Linked DNA regions of Homo sapiens: region 2 is linked to region 1. Evidence: chromatin loops called from intact Hi-C (ENCODE). Cell type or tissue: CD4-positive, alpha-beta T cell. All regions are shown on one strand.

Region 1 (5,000 bases):
TCGAGCCTCTGGTCGCTCTTGAAACCTGCACTTGGGAAGCCCAGTCTCCAGCCGCTCGGCTAGACTTCTTCTATCTTTTCCCCTAAAACCAAACCTGTGTGAAGCCCAGCTTAATGCGCCTCTGCTTGAAGGTCTTGGCAAACTTCTCCAGCTCCTCGAGGTCACTGGGCTCATCGGCCCCTCCAGAGCTGGGTAGATGCTTGGGCACTGGGAGATGCTGGGATGCTTCCAGGTGGGGTTCTAAAGAGGATCCTGGCAGCCCAGGGTGCCCAAATGCCTGATAGGAAACACGCCAAGCAGATCCACCACGAAGATCAATAAATAACATTTTCTGATTTTTTTTTTTTTTTTTTTTTTTTTTTTTACTAATAGGCCCACTTAGAGGATGACAGATCCCTGGATACACCCTGGGTACATTGGAGTCTTATATTTTTCCAGTGGCATGGAAGTGGAAATTAAAGTTTCTATAAATGTATAGCAAATAACTGGAATATCTGGGTAGAAACATCAGGAGTGCAGGATAGGGAGGTGGCCTGAGTTTAGCCTGTGACTCACTTTTTGAGTCTTAGCAGGTTACTTCCTCCTTTCAGTTTTCTACCATAAAAGGAGCTAGCAGGGTTGTTTACAAAGATTCCAAAAACAAATCACAGAACTGGACAAAGAAAAGGTTGCTTGCTTTGTTTTTTTGTTTTTTGTTTTTTTCCATAAAGCAGGTAACTGAGGTGTTGAACAGGCATTAACTGAAGATAACAGGGGACATCCAATAACTCATGGCCTTCATAGAACTTTCCTAAAATGTCAAACTCTTGTGCCTCATTTTACTTTCTAAACCACCATTTTCTTTCATGAAAGTGTTTTGTTTTTAATCAAAGGTATTTTAATCAGTACCTTTATAAAATGCACCTTGATCACATTTGGGTTGCTAGGAGATATTCTTTCTTTCTCTCTTTTTCTTCTTCTTCTTCTTTTTTTTTTTGAATCAGGATCTCACTCTGTCACCCAGGCTAGAGTGTAGTGGCACAATCACTGCTCACTGCAGCGTCAACCTCCTGGGCTTAAGTCATTCTCCTGCCTCAGGCTCCTGAACAGCTGGGGCTACAGGCGTGTGCCACCACACCTGGCTAACTTTTGTTTTTTTAGAGACAGGGCTTCACCATGTTGCCCAAGCTGGTCTCAAACTCCTGGGCTCAAGTGATCTACCTGCTTTGGCCTCCCAAAGTGCTGGGACTACAAGTATGAGCCACCGTGCCCAGCCAAATATTATTTCTTGAGCTTATTTTCATAGGAAAACGTACCCTTAAACCTAGAACCATGCTGTGCCTATTTGGGGTCAGGAATGAATCCGATCTTAAGGACATCTATCATTCCACAAGGATAGAGTGGAATCTGGGCCTAGGGGTCCAGGCACTGTGGCCAGCTAGCTCAAAGGGCTAAATCCACCTCTTCTCTCCTTTTTGATTTACTTTTTGTAGACTAAACATTACTTCTTCTCCTCTGGGATATTTGGGTTTACCATTCAGATAGGTATCCTTATGATGAAGAAGGTAAAAGGACCTCTAGAGAGAAGTTTAGGAGTCTTTCCCCCAGTGAAGGGTCTTTTAGTCTGAAACCATCATGAATTTGGTCTTAGTTTGCAGGGAGAGGGTGTGTGAGGAGAGTGTGGCATAGACCAGACCCTCAGGACAAAGCCCCAGTCCTCTTTGAACCTTCCTTTTCATTAAATCATTTGTTCTTTCATTTGACAAAGACTTATGGGGCTCTCTGCTAGACCTTCTCCCTCCTCCTTTCATCTCCAATCCACTGGCAAACTGCACTGATTCAACTTCCCAAAGCATCTCCTCAATCATCCCCTCTTCTTATTGCCACAACTCTAAGCCAATCCTTTATGACCCCTCCCCTGGATGATCTTCATAATCTTCTATGTGGTCTCTCTGCTACCAGTCTCTCCATGCCAAAATATGATAAGAGATGAGAGTTGATCTTGAAGATTCTAAGATCTCTTCCAGCTGTAAGCCCATGGCTATGAGATTCTGGAGAGGGCAGCCAGGAGGAGGCGGAAGAGCAGCTTATGATGCTGGTGTCCCCATTTCAACCACTAGATGGCGAGCTTCCCCTCCAGGTACTTTTAGTGGCCTCAGCCCTCTCTGAAGGCCGGGCTCTTGGTGAGCCATGGGGATCTTAGCACAGAGATCTCTGCAGTCATTCCCAACCATTCTGCCCAACCATCTGTGCAGAGCCATCTCATGCAGCTGTGCAGGTTATTAACTGTACAGGGGCACCCAGATCAGGGGAGGAATGGCAGCTAAGATACAGCTCATGCTGCTGTCGCCAATCTGTCCACCTTGGCATGAGACTGCACCTGGCCAGAAGAGGTGCCTTTTTCCTAGTTGGAAAAAAGGTGCTGTGTGGAACCATGGCAGCTCTGCAAACAACCCCTCTCCCAGACCTCAGCCCACTGGCCTATATACGTGCCCACTGCAGGAGGCAATCTGGAATAGTGGCCCAGAGGTGAAAGACACTGGCTTTGTGGTCTGGGACATCAGGTCTGTAGTATTCTAGTCTCCCTCTTGGGGCTTGAGAGCACCTAGGTAGGGTTCGTGGCCATCTTGGTATGCCTGAGAAGTGAGCTGAGCCTGGCTCTCAGAGGAGCAATGCTGGGGCCTGTGCAGGGTTGGAGTTCAGTGCCTGGAGCATGAAGGAGGCTGGCCTGGGAGCTGGAATCTCTGGATTCTAACTGTGGCCCCACCAGTGACACTTGGTAAATTGTCCCCCCACTTGCTGTAGCTTGGATTTCCCCTGTGCCAATGGATAGTTCCCTGCTATCCCCTCTCCCCAGAGGGGTTAGTGCCCTGTTAAAGGGGTAGGGGGAAACCAGTGAGTTAAACTCAGTGAGAGCTGAGACATTCCTAGAGGAAACAGGAAGAATGGGGTTGTTTACCTGGGATGCCAGTCCCGGCCCAGTCTGTGGGAGGAGGAGACCGCTTTGTTGCTGTGGAAAGGGGAGGAGATTTGGCTGCAGACCTGGGTGAAAGGGGAGGGACAAAGGAACAGACAAATAAAATCCAGGCTATTTGAAACACATGTGCTACAACTTTGGCACCACGATCACTGTCCCCACCCCCTGCCACCTGATCAGGTCCCTCCACCCACCTCAAGTCCCATGGAGAGGCCCTCCTAGCACTGCCAGGCATTGCCACATACAGGTGGAGGCAAATCAGATACAGGGATAAACAGACATGTAAACAGCAGTCCCCAAACCAGTCCTTCCACCTGCCCGCCTGTCTGGAGAGGCGTAGAGGCTAAGGAGGGTCAAGACGATCTACTCTGGGATCTGATTACCAGAGCTGAAGAAAACCAAGAAGGGAAAGGATGCAGGGTGGCTGCTGAGAATTCAAGCTAGGGCTGAGGATTTTGGCTTTCCCTGCAGGAGAAGTAGCTGGGTTATGGCTACAGAGGCCCAATCAAATCTGCGAGGATGCCAGACCAAGCAGATACGACCATACGGCTCTAAAGGGCAGTGGGCCTTAGCCAGAGGCATGTGGCTGACCAGGACATTTTATACTTGGGAGAGAGGGCTGAGAGAGGAGGGAAAGTCCAGGGCTGAGCCTCTGGAAACTCCCTTGGGCAGTATGTATTATACCGGCTTCTCCATCCTCCCCAGGAAAACGGTACATGAGGGACTCTGCCTGGTTGGTGGCTCACTCTCCCAGCAGGAGTGGGGCCATCAAACCACCAAAGCAGACAATGGGGTTGGTCATCCCAATCGCTTGTCACTCAACAGCACTTTGGGGTCTCTGTTTTCCCTAGGCTGTTCTGGGTCACAATGTACATACAGCATCTGCTGATGTTGACCTTTATGCTCTTCAGTTTCAAAAAGTCAGGGCTTCATTGTTCATTATTAAAATACATAGGCAAGAAAGCTCTTACAAGGAATCCAGAACTGGGAGTTGAGAGGCTTGGGTACTAATGGCAATTCTGACATGGCGGTTGAAATGGATACAGCCTTTTCACATGCATTATTTCAAGTGACTCTCAATAATCTCATGAGGCAGAGCCTTGCTATTATCCCATTTTTTCAGAAGAGGAAATGGAAGCTCAGAGAGGTTAGGTAACTTTCCCCAAAACACACAGTTAGTAAGTGACTTTTTAAAGAAACCAGTAAATTTTTCTGACTCCAAATTTGGAAGTGTCTTTCCACCACTGCATCATACACTGACCTAGGTGGTTATAAGCCTGGGCCATTTTCATGTCGCTCTCCAGTCTTCTGAAAACAAATTAAACTGTTACCTTCCCTTTTCCATTCCAGGAGTATGATGTTTATTTTTTAACCAAAATAAACACTTAAAAATTCAAATAGGGTCTCATTCATCACCATAATATTCTGAGGTGCCTTGGAAACTAAGGATAGTGACTGTCATTTGTGCAGGTGCTAAGGGCGGAAGGCAGAGTTGCATTTTGTTTGGATTCTGGATTTCCAAAACCTCTACTTGGGATTTGTGCAACAGGAGAGAGTTTATACTTCCTCCATTATTTTTTTTTTTCAGAGACAGAGTTTTGCTCTGTCGCCCAGGCTGGAGGACAGTGGTGCAATCTTGGCTCACTGCAACCTCTGCCTCCCAGGTTCCGGTGATTTTCTTGCCTCAACCTCCTGAGTAGCTGGGATTACAGGCATGCACCACCACACCCGGCAAATTTTTGTATTTTTAGTGGAGACAGAGTTTTACCATGTTGGCCAGGCTGGTCTCGAACTTCTGGCCTCAAGTGATCCGTCCACCTCGGCCTCCCAAAGTGCTGGGATTACAGGCGTGAGCCACCGAGCCTGGCCAACCCTCCATCACTTTTGACCCTAGCTGATGGAGATGGGAGTGGGACAGGCAGCACACTGTGATGACCAAGAGTATGGGTCTCAGCTAAACGGTTCTGGAACTTCCCAGTAGGTCACCAGAGGCATAATAGAACTACCTACTTTACAAGGTTATTTTGAGGAATGTCAGAAAAAT
Region 2 (5,000 bases), 640 kb after region 1:
AGCTTATAGACTACTGCAACACACTGAAATGAGTCAATCCCAAATGATCATGAGGCTGCCACTTCCTCAAACCCTGTCCTCATTCCTGCAGAAGAGAAGAACTTTAGCCATTTGAAAACTGGCAGAAGGACCAGAGCCAGCCATGGTAACTTCTAATTTGCATTTATTTGCAATTTATACAGGCTTTACCATGCTATGTCAGTATGTGATTAATGGAATGACCTTAGCAATTGTCACAACCAGAATGAGAGGTGCAGACCATTAGTACATAAAAATTCGAAAGAGAAAAAGATCACGGTAAACTGGAGAAGAGAAGGCTCCTGAAGAAGGGGCTGGAGAAGTGCAATCGGTGGGGAGGGAGGATGAGGAAAGGCACTCCTGGCGGGGCAAACTGCATGTGTAAAGGCTTGCAGTAAGGAATCAACTTGGATAACAAGGACAGCAAGGAAGGTGAGTTGACCAAACCCAAGATACGGTTGCATGATGGAAGCTTTGAAGGCCAGACTGCACAGCCCAACAGGCAGTTGGGGAGCCATTGCTGGTCTTTGAGAAAGCGAGTGGTTGTGTCTACAGAGTGAAGATTAACCTGGTGACTGCGGGTGGGGTGATTCAAGGCAGGCAGAGGCAAAAGGAAAGTGGGAGATTTAGGAATCGACCACAGCAGTAAAACCTGGCATAAGTTCCATGGTGGTGACAGTGGCGACAGGAAGTTGTATCGAATGGAGAGGGTTTAGAAGGAAGATGGCAAACCAGGTTGGTACAGATGGGTTTTGAAGTGGTGGTGAGAATTCCAAATGAGGGTGTGCTAGAGGTCAGTTTTTCTAATGTGTCCACCTAGATATCAGTTATGTGAGACTGTCTTGGAGGCAGGAGGTATGGGGTTCATGTTCCAGTATGTTGGGAAACATGGCATTTGACGTGTCCCTCTAGTAGTTCACAGTGTGCACGAGAAGGTAACAGGCTCTGATGCTTTTGTCTAAGCCAACATCTCGACCCCCCTATTTTTGCTGACCCTTTGAGCCAATGGTTTGAGATTCCATGGGCCACAGTTTGGGAGATGCTGTGGAGATACAGTCCCAGAGTTGGGCGAGAACTATGTACCCTAAATAATTTGGACAGCCAGCAGGATAAGGGTGACTCCAGAAGTTGATACTAGTCTGTCACTAGGAAAGAAAGCAGAGGGTCAAGGCTGAGGGTCCCAGGACAAAGCGTCCAGCGAGACAGCTGGAACAGAGAAAAGGAGCAACACAGCTGGAGATAGCACTCAGAGAGGAAAGCCGAGAACCACGGAATCTTGTATGGGAAGGCAAGGGACATGTTTCAGAAAAATGGCAGCTCCCTCCATCTGGATGCTTCCTTATCCTCCTGGCCTCTCCAAGTCCGGCCTCCTCCAAGAAGCCTTCTCTAATGCCAAGACACACCACCCCGTTCCCCTGCACCCTGCACTTCCCTGCCTGTTCCCTTAACATCTGCATGTGCTGTCTCTGAGTGTCCTTTGCTTCCCTGGGGAGGCTGTGAGTTTCTCATATCCCGTGACTAGCAGGATAGATGCTCAGTATGTTTGCTGATGGGAGGGATGGATGAAGAGAGGAAGGCAGGTGTAGACAGGAGAGATCATTCAGATCTGGGTGAGAACCGAGGAGGGGGGCAGGCAGGCTGAGTACAGAGGAGGCTAGGTTCTTCCCAGCTGCCTCTGGGGAACCCCTGGTGGAGGCTGCTCCCATCTCGTGGGGAGCAGTTGCGGGGCCCTTTTGAGGGCGGTAAACAGATGGGACCTGGTGAGCCGGGAGATGCTTGAGGTTCCAGGGAGGCTGCTGCGGAGACAGGCGGTCAGGACAAAGATCCCATGGATATGTACTGGGCAGCTGCTGGCTGACCTGCACCGAGGATGGTGGTGGCAGGTGGGGAGCGGGGTCCTCCATGGCAGTGCTCCTCTGCCAGTGCCCACGTGTATAGGAGCCCCTGGGGGGTCCTGGCTCAGCCGCGTGACCTTGGATGAGTGAGTGGCCTCCCCTTCCTTGGGCCCTGTGTTTTCGTCAGCCCTTCCCGCCCAAATTCCTGGAAGGCCTTTCCTCTTTCCTAGAATCTCCACCCTGCTGCAGCCTGCCGAGTGGGATAGCACCCCACACACGCCCCAGGAGGAGGGAGTGGGCTCAGGGAGGAGCATGATTCCCATGGAGTGAGAGATACTGAATCAGAGAGTGAGCTGGCAGCAGTATACAGGCAAACAGTATACGGGCAAACTGGCCCTTTACGTGGGCCTGGAGCAAGGAGGGCCTGAGCGGCTGAGGTCAGCCTTCTGGGCTTGCCCTAGACCCGCAGCCTAGTGGCTCTGACCGAGGCCAGCTGTGGTCTCTGGTGCCACCCTGTGGTGGTGCCAGGAACCATTTCCCTTAGCCTCACCTTAGGGCCTCTTTGGCCCGTGGCATGGCCCTGGTTTCAGCCACCTTCCCAGGCCCTGTAAGGCAAGGGAAGGGGCAGTGTTGGCCAAAGAACAGTACTGTGGCCCGGCCCCACTGGCACAGAAAGCCACCCACCCAGCCTTCTCTCCTGTCCCACCTGCTTCCTTTCTCTTCTTTTCACCTTTCCTGCCTCCTCATTTTGGCTGTGTCCACGGGGCATACAGATTTGCACACTCATGTTCATCATGTCGGCACAGGCATGCAGGCCCTCCCAGCATGTGCTCTCTGGGTGGCAGGCTTGCTATGACGGCAAGCGTGTATGCCTGTGCATGTGCCCACTTGTGTGTACTCGACATTGCCACGCACGCACACACGCACATGCTTTCACCCCCATTTCTGCCGTCCTTGCCCTGTGCTTGTGCCCTGCCATGCTGGTGTCTTACACTTATAACCCAGGCTGGCAGCACTGCCAGGCCCCCACCTTGCCCTGCAGGCCCAGACCACAGCCAAGAACCACAGCCCTAGTTTCTGGCACCTTGGCAGCTGATTGGCACTCACGGGGCATCTCCTGAGCCAGTGCCTGGGAACCTGTTTTCCCTGTGCCCTGCAGGCAGACAAAATCAGGTGCAGAACACCTAGGTGGCTCCTGGTTCTGGGTCTTGGAAGCCAAGTTGATAGTGTTGGGGCAGAGTGACTGCCAGGTGTCTGGCAGAGGGGTATCAGTGACATTTGCACACGTTCTATGTGCAGGAGAAGCAACGATGCATCATTGCTGGGTGGCCTCAGGCAAGTTCTTTAACCTCTGCAAGCCTCAGCTCCTCAGATATCCAATGAGAATGAATGGCATACCTCCTCAGGGTTGTGGCTGTGAATGGCATGGAGTGGGCAGTGTGCTGCAGCTGGAACTGGCACACGTGTCTCACTGCACCATGAATAGGGATTGAGCTGGGCCAGCACCACACCAAGGACAGTGGGGATGGAAGACCCTGGTGCTGTGGGTACTGCCCTCTGCCTCTCCTCTTGCCTGTCTCTCACTCCAGCTACCAACGCTGCGGCATGTTAGGGCTCCAGGATGGGTGGAGTGCTGCGGGGCCTCGAACTGGAGCTGCTCAAACCTGGGGTGCAGACAGCCTGTCCTTCCTGGCCTCTCCTTTCCCTGCCTCCCTCCCACCCCCTCTACACCCCAGGAGCACACGCTGATGCTGTCCCCTCCATCTCTTTTCCTCACCCAGAATTCCCCTACACCCCGTCTCCTCCCGAACATGGGCGGCGCGCCGGGCCGGTGCCCACGGCCATCATTGGGGGCGTGGCGGGGAGCATCCTGCTGGTGTTGATTGTGGTCGGCGGGATCGTGGTCGCCCTGCGTCGGCGCCGGCACACCTTCAAGGGTGACTACAGCACCAAGAAGCACGTGTATGGCAACGGCTACAGCAAGGCAGGCATCCCCCAGCACCACCCACCAATGGCACAGAACCTGCAGTACCCCGACGACTCAGACGACGAGAAGAAGGCCGGCCCACTGGGTGGAAGCAGCTATGAGGAGGAGGAGGAGGAGGAGGAGGGCGGTGGAGGGGGCGAGCGCAAGGTGGGCGGCCCCCACCCCAAATATGACGAGGACGCCAAGCGGCCCTACTTCACCGTGGATGAGGCCGAGGCCCGTCAGGACGGCTACGGGGACCGGACTCTGGGCTACCAGTACGACCCTGAGCAGCTGGACTTGGCTGAGAACATGGTTTCTCAGAACGACGGGTCTTTCATTTCCAAGAAGGAGTGGTACGTGTAGCCCCCCTTCCAGAGCCTCTGTCTGTGACCGCTCCTCCCCAGCCCCTCCCCGCACGCCCCCTGCCCACCCCCCACCTCCCACTCCAGGAGCTGAACAGAGACTTGCCCAGCTGCCCAAAGCCAGCCCCGAACTCCTGGGGGGCCAGGGGAGCCCAGGGCAGCCACGACTTGGCTTTGTGTTTTATTTCCTCCCTCTCCTCCGCCCTTCCCCATGGTGTTGTGTTCGACTGTGGCTTTAGTGTTACTGTATCTTCCCTTTACGGGCCCCACCTGCCTGCCCTCTGTGTAGGGAGCCCTGTTCTCGTCTTGTGTACCTGGGCATCCCTCCAGGGTTTGGGGAGCCAGCCTCCCCCGCCCCCCTACACTGGAATTTGTTTGTGTTTCTTCACTGGGGGTGGAGGGCTCAAGGGGCTCTAAGAGGGAAAAGCTCCCCACACCCCCAGATGCTGCTCCTCCTCCCGGCTAGAGGGAACCCAACACCCACCAGTGAAATCTGATGCAGCTGGGAGTTTGGACCTTGGGTCTAGACAGCTGGTGCGCCCAAGAGGTAGGGGGAGGGGTGCGGCTTCTCCCCAGTTCCCAGGGAGTCTTGTTTGTTAAGCGGGGCCTTGGGCAGTGTTTTCCTGCTGAGGGTGGTTTTACATTTTTTTTCCTCATTGGCCCACAGAGAGTGGAGTTGGCCTAGCTCTGACGCGTCCCCTCTTTATCCCCAATGTGCCCCCTCCATTAGGGGCTCCAGGTGGGCTCCAGCCCACACTTGCTCTCTGCCTCTGCTGACACGTGCACACACACACACATGCACACACTGCTCCTCTC

Evidence for each region. A loop is a pair of places that touch in the nucleus more often than their neighbours do. Peaks named below come from ENCODE experiments on the same cell type or tissue, not always from the same donor. Only the 100,000 strongest peaks of a DNase experiment are listed, where the experiment ranks them.
Region 2: it touches region 1 in a loop (7-fold over the local background); 7 of 110 quality-filtered maps call a loop at or near these places.

Annotation. Positions count from the first base shown.
Region 1 is chr11:120,300,307-120,305,306 of GRCh38, reverse strand. POU2F3 (POU class 2 homeobox 3) reads right to left here. Exons shown (of 13, transcript NM_014352.4): 6 at 2,939-3,021; 7 at 95-277. Among named protein-coding and RNA genes, the nearest start is that of TLCD5, 22 kb to the left of the region's middle. In CD4-positive, alpha-beta T cell, a CTCF peak has its summit at 2,102 (motif pointing right); a DNase peak (open chromatin) is centred at 2,086; H3K27me3 peaks cover 341 bases.
Region 2 is chr11:119,663,932-119,668,931 of GRCh38, reverse strand. It overlaps NECTIN1 (nectin cell adhesion molecule 1), which reads left to right. Exons shown (of 6, transcript NM_002855.5): 6 at 3,635-5,000. The coding sequence ends at 4,185. Among named protein-coding and RNA genes, the nearest start is that of NECTIN1-AS1, 43 kb to the left of the region's middle. RefSeq lists enhancers at 3,261-3,797, 3,798-4,336. In CD4-positive, alpha-beta T cell, a CTCF peak has its summit at 2,352 (motif pointing left); a DNase peak (open chromatin) is centred at 2,361.